Regions from separate parts of the Homo sapiens genome. Here region 1 is linked to region 2. A link is an interaction called in ENCODE POLR2A ChIA-PET data of the cell type or tissue named here. Cell type or tissue: MCF 10A. All regions are shown on one strand. Each heading gives the region's core, and the rest is flanking DNA. Links, peaks and the distances in the headings are about the cores only.

Region 1 (5,391 bases), core at 131-5,130, 180 kb after region 2:
TAAAAAAGTAGCCAATAAATTAGTATAGGTAAACAGCCCTGCTATTTCCTTTGAGCACAGGAAATAAGGATAATTAATATATGATGTTTGAGATGCATAGGGGTAAGGATAATATATGACAATTGAAAAAAAGATAACATAATTAACTGAATAATTCAAAAATCATTCAACTTAGTAAGTCCCATGAAGATGCAACCCTCCATGTTAAAAGAAATTACATGGAATCTCAGAGGAAAAAATATCATTAATATGTAATTTTGGGTGATTAAAGTAATGACTTAAAAAAAAAGAAAAGGTCTGCCATGAAGTTGAGCACAGAAATGGTAACAATAAGGAGAAATCCACAGCAATACTGGAAGCTAGCAGGGATGCCACAAATAGACCAGACCATGAGAAGTTTCTGGAAGATAAAAAACAGATGGGAACAATAGGCAACAAAACCTCAAAACGTCATACGTGAAAGGGGAGACCTCCACAGAAATAAGATTTCCTGTAGAACCCAGAATAACTCAAAGACCAGAGGCAATGGGGTTTGGGAGAATGACTGGAACTTGAGCTACTATTATATGCAATTCCAATAGATACATAGTTTTTAATGTTTCTGGCCTTTCTACATTTTAGGGTTTTTTTGTTTCTTAAAGTGTCACTATAAAAAAATTAAAAGGTGGGCATATTGTCTTCTTTCTGGAGTATCTAAAACATTTCAGACCTACTTACATAGTTTAAGCAATAGATAACCTAACATGTTAAGACTTCACAGTTACCATTTTGTTAGCCATATGTGAAAACCCAAATTGGGCTGTCAAGATGTTACCTTTAATATACTACATTGATAATATCTAAAAAGTAAAAAAGACTAGTTCTCACCTTAGATTGTATTTTTATCTTAGATTTTAATAGAAAATTTTAATTAAGTTAACAACTTAATCCTACATTTAGGAAAGAAATAACTGTAGGGAACCAGAAATCTATCCTTATTTCACAGGGCATAATACCATTATGGTATGGGTAGAGAAAAGCAGAATATGCCTGAGTAATGTGAATATAGATCCTGGATGGCCTTTAGGTCTTTAAAATCTCAACTTAAACATAAAAATTTATATCATTCTCAAAACAAACCTTAGAAAAACCTACAAACCTGTGATCTACATTTTAAACCAACTATAGAGATTCATTTACAAACCTTTGTGAAGTCAGATGGACACCAGCACACAGACGTGACCTCTTGAGAATGACCCAGGAGCACAGTAGGAGGTTGCCAGGGTGTGGAGACCTAGTCCAATCAAAAACAAACAAGTCAGCAAAGCAATATTAGATTTCCCAGATAGAGGCCTTTGAATTCAGAAGTGTGTCTTAGAGAGCTTTAGGATTGTTACCAAAGGCCACTAGACCTGCCTAGCTATAGTTAGGAAAAAAAAAACAACAGATTTCCAATGGGCAATGAAATATTTCTGTTACTAATCTGAGAAAACACAATGAAAACAGTCAAAATAAGTAAATAACATGAGCTTACACACAAGGATAGTCCTTATTTCATATCAGGACAACCTAGCCATATATATTTTGACTAAAATTCAAGACTGGCATTGTCCCTTATTCCTTAGGTGGTAAACTTTCTGGAAGGATGTTATCCATCCTTAAGTAGTCAACTCGACAACTCAGTCCTGTTTTTACACAGCATATATATCTTCAGATCCCTAGTCAGCTACTTCTAGGAACACTAAATTAACTGTGAAACCTGAAGATTTCTGAAACATGCTACCAGCTCTCTTCGGACAAGATGATGGTCTTCCTTCCAAAAGAAGACCGTCCTCTTGTCCCAACAGAGCTGGTCACTAACTTTTACAAAACCCAAAGTTATACTCCTTCATTTTGAGTTGGATAACCTTCATTCTGAAGGGGTATAAACTATATTTTACATGGCACTTTGGTATCCTTTCTGAAAAACATTTTTTTCCTCTAAAACTATATTTCAGTTAATTTTCTGAGAGAAGTTTTGAATTTTCAAGTAAGTGTCACTCGCATTTTAATATATTTTAATGCAGAAAGAAGGGTCACATTGTACTGTCCTGTACATGTGACTAAGAATCATATTTTTCCATCATCAGATGCCACCAGTTATGTACATTTGACAGCATCATACAGCTGACTCATTCAAGAGATGTCAATCTCTTTCATAGGCCATGGGAATTAATCAGCACAATAACGAGTACAAACACACATAACTATTATTAGCATGTGTGTTTCAAAAGAGCAAGGAGGTTGGGGCTGAGAGAAGTTATTCTCTTTTCATTTTCCTGAGGCTCTGAATCATGGCTCATTTGTATGAAGAAAGTGGAGGTGACTCTGGAATGATTATTTGTGAGAATGACTAAGTAAACTTAATAGATTCCCCCAGATTATGGTTAAGAGATCTGACACACTGACTGATAAGGTTATTCAACTCAATCATTAATACTCCTCTCTTGGCTTAAATGGTACATATGCAATAATTAAAAAAGCAAAAGAAGACAAAGAGCAGAGTCTAACTTGTCTTGCAGAGTTAATTAAAATTTATCAGAAAGGAAGCTTTTTCCACATCTACAGGAATCTCACTTACTGCCTACTCCTACAATGGCACAGAGATAATTCATTCTTTCACAATGTAACATATTTTAGAAAAGACTTTGAAGATCGTCTCTAACTATCCCAGTAGTCACAGAAATTTTCCTTTCCTCCTCTGTTTGGGATGGCCCCAGTCGATTAAGTTTCTCTTCACCCAAGGTCCAAACAGGTCTGGTAGCAGCAAATTAGAAGGGAGAGGAAATCCTCAAGTCCTACTGAGCATCCCTGGTAGAAATACATTATTGTCTTCCATTGATTCACCCTGCTTATTGCCTATAGCTTTTTAATTTCATGATATTGGTCCTTTCTCAGTTTCTGTATTATAATACCTAGGAGAACCTAAATGTGTACACCAAGGGTTAAAATAAGTTTCAAAAAACCCCCTAAATACCCACCAATAGAATATATGCACATTTTTGCATTTATCTATAGGGTTTCAGAGAAAAAAGAAAGAGACCCATTAGAAAAACATTTTGGAATACGTTAACAAGGTATCAATGACGACAGTAAAAGTCTAAGCCAGGCACTTTACATAGCATTAAAAGTGGGGGGAAGTTTCCTCAGAAAGTTAAACAATTATATGACCCAGCAATTCTATTCTTAGGAATCGAATTCTGTTCCTACACTCCCAGGAGAATTAAAAACCTATGTTAAACAAGAACTTATACACAAATGTTCACAGCAGCTTTATTCATGTCAAAAAATGGAAACAGCTCAAATGTCCATCAACTGATGAATGAATAAACAAAATGTGGTCTATCCACACAATGGCATATTATTCAGTCATAAAAAGGAGTAAGTACTGACACATGCTATAACATGGATGAACCTCGATATTATGCTAAGTAAAAGACGTCACACACAAAATGCTGATTTTGTATGATTCCATTTATATGAAATGTCTAGAATAGCAAATCCATAGAGACTGAATGTAGTTTAGCAGGTGTTGGGGAGGAAGAGGGGATTAGAGAGTGACTGTTAAAGGACACGGGTTTTTTTCTGGTGTGATGATGTTTGGGAATTAGATAGTGGTGATGTTGGTACAACACTGTGATTACAATAGTAACTACTCCATTGTAAACTTTAAAATGACTAAAATGGTGAATTATATGTTATATGAATTCTATCTGAATAAGGAAAAATGGGAGGAAGGGCGTGTTATGGGTTAAAATGAGAAACTAATGTCTAACACGTTTTTATGAACTTTTATGCTTTGATAGTTTAGGACTATCCTAGGGTATAGTATGACTACTTCAAGAAAGATTCATTCCTTCTAATGAGATTCAGGTGGCTTTTAAATCCTTCATTTTTATTCAAATAAATTTTTATTTATTGTCCCTACATTATTATAAGAACACTATCATAATTACGTAACTTCATTTTTTAAAGCTTCCTTTCCCTTTTAAGTAGGAAGGCGACTATTAAGTCTAAGAGACATTTATATCCATGCATTTTGGAGATGCTCAGACACAGAAGACTGTCCTCTCTTACATATTCTACTTTTTGTAAAATAAAGACTTTAATTCAAGGCACAAGGAATCCCAAAGTTAAATCTCCTAGAACTAAGAAGGTACCTCTAGAAGTAAGTGGCTCTAACTTACAGATGTCATAAAGTTATTTTGTGTACTGAAACATACAAAGAATATCAGCACTTTTCCTCACAAAATCTCTTCTCTGCCCAGTTGGAAACCAAGTCTAATCTTTATTTCTGCCATGAGATCATTTACACTTCCTAAAGTGTCAGGCTCAACGTTTCACCAGTCAGTGGTAGAATGACTATGCCAAATCAGTTTATTTATAACCACTTCGATGCTATTCAGTGGCTATATCAGAAACAAACCAGAGAAAAGAGGATGGGGTGGGGGTGAGACAATAGTTAGGAAATTAAAAAGAAAAGGTATAATATTAAATCTTTTTAAGTCTTGGGCCTCAATATCAGCCCGAATATATTATATTTCCTCTTTGCTGGGCAGTAGTGAGGATTAAGAGGCCATTCTCTTCTGTCTTAAGATACAAAACTCCCTTCTATTTTGTTTTCTTGTGCCCATGGGCTTTTGGCTTTTTAGCATAGAAAAAATTCTAATACTTAAGAGAATTCTGACTTTTTGAACACGTAGAAGAGCAATCTAACAGCCTGGATACTCAGCTTGAATGGAATTGCTCTTAAAATACCACTCCTCCTTTTTTTAATCATGGAAAAGAGAAACTGAGCCACCTCACTAGGCAAATTCAAATTTAGGAGGTGCAAGCTTGCCAGGATCTCAAATATCAGAGCCTGTACACCGAGTTATGTGTGGACAGGCAGAAGAACATCACGTCTGAACCACGTCATTCAACACTGACATGTGACCCAGCCTAGGAATTAAAAAAGGGTAACCCTTGTATGTGGTAGACACTGATTGGTTGTCTGAAAATGGCTTAGAAACAATGGCCAACTATATTTAGTGTATATCTTTAAAGGCAAGTATTCCCACAACCTTCATTCCCTGAAACAAAATCTTAAAAAGGCCTTTGCACTAGAGAAGAGGAAGGAACTTTAACAATTGTCAAGAAAACTTTACACAAGATACACATAATATATAATTATACACATAATTATGTATATATATAATTTAAAAATTTATTAAGAATTTAAAAACTATCAAGAAACTATACAACACACATGTAATTGTATACATAATTATGTACATATAATTAAAACTTAATAATTTAACAAGAATGATCAATACATAAGTATTTTTTGAATTATTCTTATATGCTTTTTGTGATGTTGGAAAAAAAAATTTT
Region 2 (5,391 bases), core at 145-5,144:
TTTTTCGTAATACAAATCAATAACAATCTTATACATTCTTCTAACAAATTAACATGCAAATTTTCATTATAATAAACAGTATTATGCAAATTTGTTGTGAAACTAAGAATATGAATACATTATATAATTGATGAATGTATCATTTATTTTCAACTTATGTAATACCCCTTTGAATTCAACTTTAATAATACTGAGTTGACACAAGAGTTACTGAATTAAACAGACATAATTTGAAACTGATAATAAGTTTGCTTTAAAGTCAAGTTAATTCTTCTAAAAATAAAGAAACCAGATTTGACAATATGGATGTAAATGTTAAAAGAAAATTATTTTTGGTACTCAACTTAGTTATTGGAAAACTTTTAAGTATGTTTGGAATAACTTGGGTATGTGAATCTATTTTTTAAAACTATAAAGTGTGTGAAATATACAGATCAAATATTTCTGATGCAAATTTAGCATTTGAATTGAAATATGCTGTATGTTTAAAAATACTCAATTCAGAGATTTCACATTAAAAAGAATATAATATATATTTAATAATTTTTAATATGGATTATATGTTGAAATAATATTTTGGCTGGGCATGGTAGTCCAAGCTACTCAGGAGGCTGAGGTGGGAGGATCCCTTGAGCCTAGGAGTTTGAGGCTGCAATAAGCTATGATTGCACCATTGCACTTCAGCCTGGGTGACAGAGCAAGACTGTCTCTAAAAACATAAAACATAAAAATGAATTTTAAAATACTTTGGAGATATTTGGTTAAATAAAATGTATTATTAAAATTAATTTTACTTGTTTCTTTTTATTTTTTAATGTGGCTGCTAGAACATTTAAAATTATGTATATGTCTCACATTTGTGGCTAGTTTCTGACATTTCTTAGTTGTATACCTTAGGCAGGTGTTTTAACATCTCCACACTTCAGTTTTTCCCATCTAAAAATGGGGTTAACAAGAGTTCTTACTTTATAGAGTTGTTGTAAGAATACTTAAATAGTGTCTGGCATATAGTGATTACCATGTGTAATTGCTATTATTATTATTATTAACTATGTGATCTTGAGAAGTTCCTTAACCATTAATTTACTCATATGTAAAATGGTGATAACAACATCTACCTCACAAGACTACTTCTTGAATTAAATGAGATACGATATACAAGATTGCTTGGCAGGAGGTAGGTGACCACAACATTGCTGAAACTTCCAGATCTTTGATGATATTCAGAAGGTTCTGTTATCTGGCTTATCTTGCCCCTCTTAAATTCAATTGTGTTTGTGTGTGCGTGTGTATGTGTGTGTGAGAAAAGTTGTAAATTATAAGGTGCTCTTTAGTTGTTAAACATTATTTTTATTATCCCCTACCATAAAACTGTCTCTCCAAGTATATGTTCCCTAAACTTGCCTTACTTAAAGCCTTCCTAGCCCCACTCACTCACCAGCTAGACTGAAATTTTGCTTTTCCATGAGGCCCTCACTGTGGATTCCAGCCCCAGTATAATCTCCTAACCCTCTAAATTCCTGAGACATTTCCCACCCATTGTATATTTTTGTCAGGTAATCCTATACTACTTTGTATTATTGTTTAATATTATCACCTGTATGTCTCCCTGGTCAGGCTACAGTGACTGTTTTATAACTTGTGAATTTCCCAACAGCACATGATAATTGCTCAAAAAAACATTTGGCCACCAAGTGGGAACATTTGGAAAAATTGGAAGGGAAAAAGGAGTTTTGACCCTGGAGATCTGGGTATACTCTGTAAAGGACAAAAAGTATCACGGGATAGAAGGAGTTTTATGCAAAAGTTTGAGATAAGCTTGAAAGGGCTGAGTACAGCTGATATGGAAAAAGAAGGGCGGAGGTGGTGGCTAAGGACAGAGCAGAGATTAGGAGCATAGTGGACACCTGCCCTGCAGGACAGTCCTGGAACTCAAAGCAGAGCTCTGTCTTTCCCATGGTTCCCCCAACAGCTATTTCCAGCCACACCCAATTTTAGAAGGTGCCACAAGGCCTCAGCCAATCAATTATCTTGCAAATCTCAGGCAGCTCATTCTGAGAGTTGCCTTCCTCTTGCCCTGGGAGCTTTCCCCACACCCAGGCATTTAACATGTTTTGAAATTCTTTCTTCTGCTTGAAGTTTTTGCTGACCACCTGACAGTGAATGAAAGCAGGTGCCCTACTCTACTGCCTTCTGAACTCATAAATCCCTCCTGGGTACTCTATCAGAAGAAAATACCCTACCACCTGAGTCATTGCAGAATCTACCATCTCCAAACACAGTGCCTACTCCATAACATGATGAATTGATGTCACCAAGTTGATGCTTGTTTGGGCCACAGTGAAGGAAAAACACAGCTAACATGGAGAAAAAGAAACTGCTGTTCAACCATGACTCATGGGCTTACCTCACAACACAAGGTTCAGGTTTGTTTTGCATTTTTGTGGCTCCAAGGTGATAGTGAATTGGCAAGGAGAAAAGGAGACAGCATGGTGGAAGTCAGGAGAGGTGTGATTCAGTTCTTGTCACCAACCGCAGTATGAGTTGGGCTGGGTATCAACTCATTTGAGTTTGAAAAATACAGACATGTCTTACCGCCTCAAAATTTTTTTATTCAAAGTTAGTCTGTTCCCACTAGGCATGATGCCCCAATGACAATCACACCTGAAAGGGGTCTGACACTATCCCTGGGAAAGGATCGCTAATTTCTGGATCTGGGGAAGTAGGACATGCCAAGTCTAGTTACCTTGGCCACCTGGCTCAAGGACATGGAACTAACAGAGACCAGCATACATGGATAGGGACCCAGCTGGCTTGATCTTTCACTCTTGCTTTTTTTTTTTTTTTTTTTAAATCCAACCAGGTTCAGCCAGACTCTTCCTCTCTCTTTGAAATGTTATTCCCAGCCCCAGGCCAAAATCTGATTACATAATTAGGCACTCAGTAAGTGTTCTCCAATGCTGATTTTTAATGAACTTGGACAATGCTGCTTCCTGTTTTGAAAGAGACAAACCCATTTGAAAAGCTAGCCTGTGCCCCTAATACCCACAGCATCTTGGAAATCAAATGGGCATTTTAATCACTTTAGAGGCAAAACCAATCAGATATAAATAGGTTAAAGTTCTTACAACTTTAAGACGGCAGCTGTTGAAAAGGAAAATTTGGTAGCAGGATATGATTGTGAAGCCAAAACTAGTACTGGCTGATCTATCTATCTATCTATCTATCTATCTATCTATCTATCTATCTATCTATCTATCCATCCATCCATCCTACCTAGTCACAGATTGTTCTGGGCTAACATCAAGATTATGAGACCTGGCGAGGTAGCTCATGCCTGTAATTCCAGCAATTTGGGAGGCTAAGGCAGGAGGATTGCTTGAGCCCAGGAGTTCAAGATCAGCCTGGGCAATATGGTGAGAACCCATCTCTACAAAGAATGAAAATATTAGCTAGGTGTGGTGGTACATGCCTATAGTCCTGGGTACTCAGGAGGCTAGGGTGGGAGGATCACCTGAGCTCAGGAGGTCAAGGCTGCAGTGAGCTGTGATTATGCCACTGCACTCCAGCCTGGGCAACAGAGCAAGACCTTGTCTCAAAAAAAAAAAAAAATTATGACTATGCTGACTCAGGAGTCTACCATTTTCCTGAGATTTTGGACTGGCAGGTAAAAGATATTTGTAAGACTTTGGATGGCATCTTCCTAACAAATCACTTCTCGGTCTCCTGGGTAACTTTAGAGGGCACTTTGGAGTTAATTCGAGGCCGTTTTAAGTGCCACACCAGGCCTGCTGATGTTCCTTAGTGGAAGTAGAATTAGGCTGACTTTCCCAGCATTTTTGATATGTGTTGAGTAGTACAAGGGGCATGAGGAAAAGGAAATGTTGGAGATAGCAGGCTTGCTGGGAGAAAGGGTAGACATTGAGGAGGGGTGTTGTACTTATTTACCATAAAAGCTGTTCTATCTTCTCACCCTATATCCATGACTACAACTCAGGATTAAATGCTAACACTAGTATTTCCTTGCTTAAAACCTTTCATCTGAACAATGCTTCCCACTGCATCCTTGGTCTGACATTTAAATTCAAATTTGGTTCTGCCTGTATCTTCAAAATCATTTCTCAACACTCCCTGTCACTAAACACTGCTTACAGTTCCCAGTGAGGTGGGAACTCTCTTTTATGCCTTTGCCCAGATTGAGCTCTAAGATTGCCTTTTTCCCACCTTCTTTACCATCTATTTTCTATGTGTTCTTCAAGATAACTCAGGTACCACCATCCTTGACACTGTCCTGAGCTCAATCTCCCCCCTCTGTTACCTCTGAGCACCCCAGGCAGATCTCTATCATAGTCACAGGATACTGTAATCATCTCTTTGCTTTTTTGTCCCCAACTAGACTGGATCATAGACTCTTTGAAGGTAAAACTATTTATTAAGCATCATTATATTTCTGTGACTTGTACAATGCCAGTCACTTGTAGACACTCAATAAATGTTGATGAATTAATTAATTTGGTATAGATTGGGGGTAGAACCATCCCAACCAACTGGCATTGCACAATGCCATAGACTAGAGCTGGCCTCATCTCCAGTTCTCTCCTGGGCACAGGCCTGGAGCTCCACTGGCACCCTAGGAGCTCGGTCCTGTGTCTACACACAGACTCACATTATTCTCTCCATCTAGACTTGGAATCTTCAGCTCCAAGCTCCATGCTCTCCCTCTTTCCTCTTTTGGAAATTTGTTTTTCCTTCTTTCTTTTTCTTTCTTTTTTTGAGATGGAGTTTCGCTCTTGTTGCCCAGGCTGCACTGCAATGGCACAATCTCGGCTCACCGCAACCTCCGCCTCCTGAGTTCAAGCGATTTTCCTGCCTCAGCCTCCTGAGTAGCTGGGATTACAGGCATGTGCCACCACGCCTGGCTAATTTTGTATTTTTAGTAGAGGTGGGGTTTCTCCATGTTGGTCAGGCTGGTCTCGAACTCCCGACTTCAGTTGGTCCACCCGCCTCGGCCTCCCAAAGTGCTGGGATTACAGGCGTGAGCCACCGCGCCCAGCCAGATATTTGTTTCTTGTTTAAATCCACTTGGTTCTTTTCGCTTTGTCTCTCTGCCCTCCCACCATTACGTACACAATGTTTTGGTTGCATGTTTCTGTCTGTTTTTGCATGCATGCATGTGTGCTCTGTCTCCTCCAAAGTTCAGGCCAAAGTTCACAGACGGCCATGGCTCTCCACCAAGCCCACTGCAGTGCTGTGTACACAGTGGAGGTTGCCTCCTTCATTGGCCCAGAGCCTGTTTGGGATCATTCACAATCCCTACAGTCTGCAGCCATCTCTACAAGAGGCCAGTTTGTATAGCTTTTCCTCATAGTATTCATTTCCACAGTGTTCTGT

What was found. ChIA-PET counts read pairs that join two places held together with the same protein. Peaks named below come from ENCODE experiments on the same cell type or tissue, not always from the same donor. Only the 100,000 strongest peaks of a DNase experiment are listed, where the experiment ranks them.
Region 1: POLR2A ChIA-PET joins it to region 2 with 10 read pairs; 3 of 35 experiments call an interaction of 5 or more read pairs at or near these places.

What each region holds. Positions count from the first base shown.
Region 1 is chr1:212,074,055-212,079,445 of GRCh38, reverse strand. It overlaps DTL (denticleless E3 ubiquitin protein ligase adapter), which reads right to left. Exons shown (of 15, transcript NM_016448.4): 12 at 1,184-1,273. MIR3122 (microRNA 3122) reads right to left here and starts at 1,833; the gene lies at 1,761-1,833. In MCF 10A, for the core only: no CTCF peak of the experiment used is centred there; no DNase peak of the experiment used is centred there.
Region 2 is chr1:212,258,133-212,263,523 of GRCh38, reverse strand. All of the region lies in intron 1 of LINC02608 (long intergenic non-protein coding RNA 2608), which reads left to right. Among named protein-coding and RNA genes, the nearest start is that of LINC02608, 24 kb to the left of the region's middle. RefSeq lists an enhancer at 3,856-4,025. In MCF 10A, for the core only: a CTCF peak has its summit at 1,683; DNase peaks (open chromatin) are centred at 2,433 and 2,923.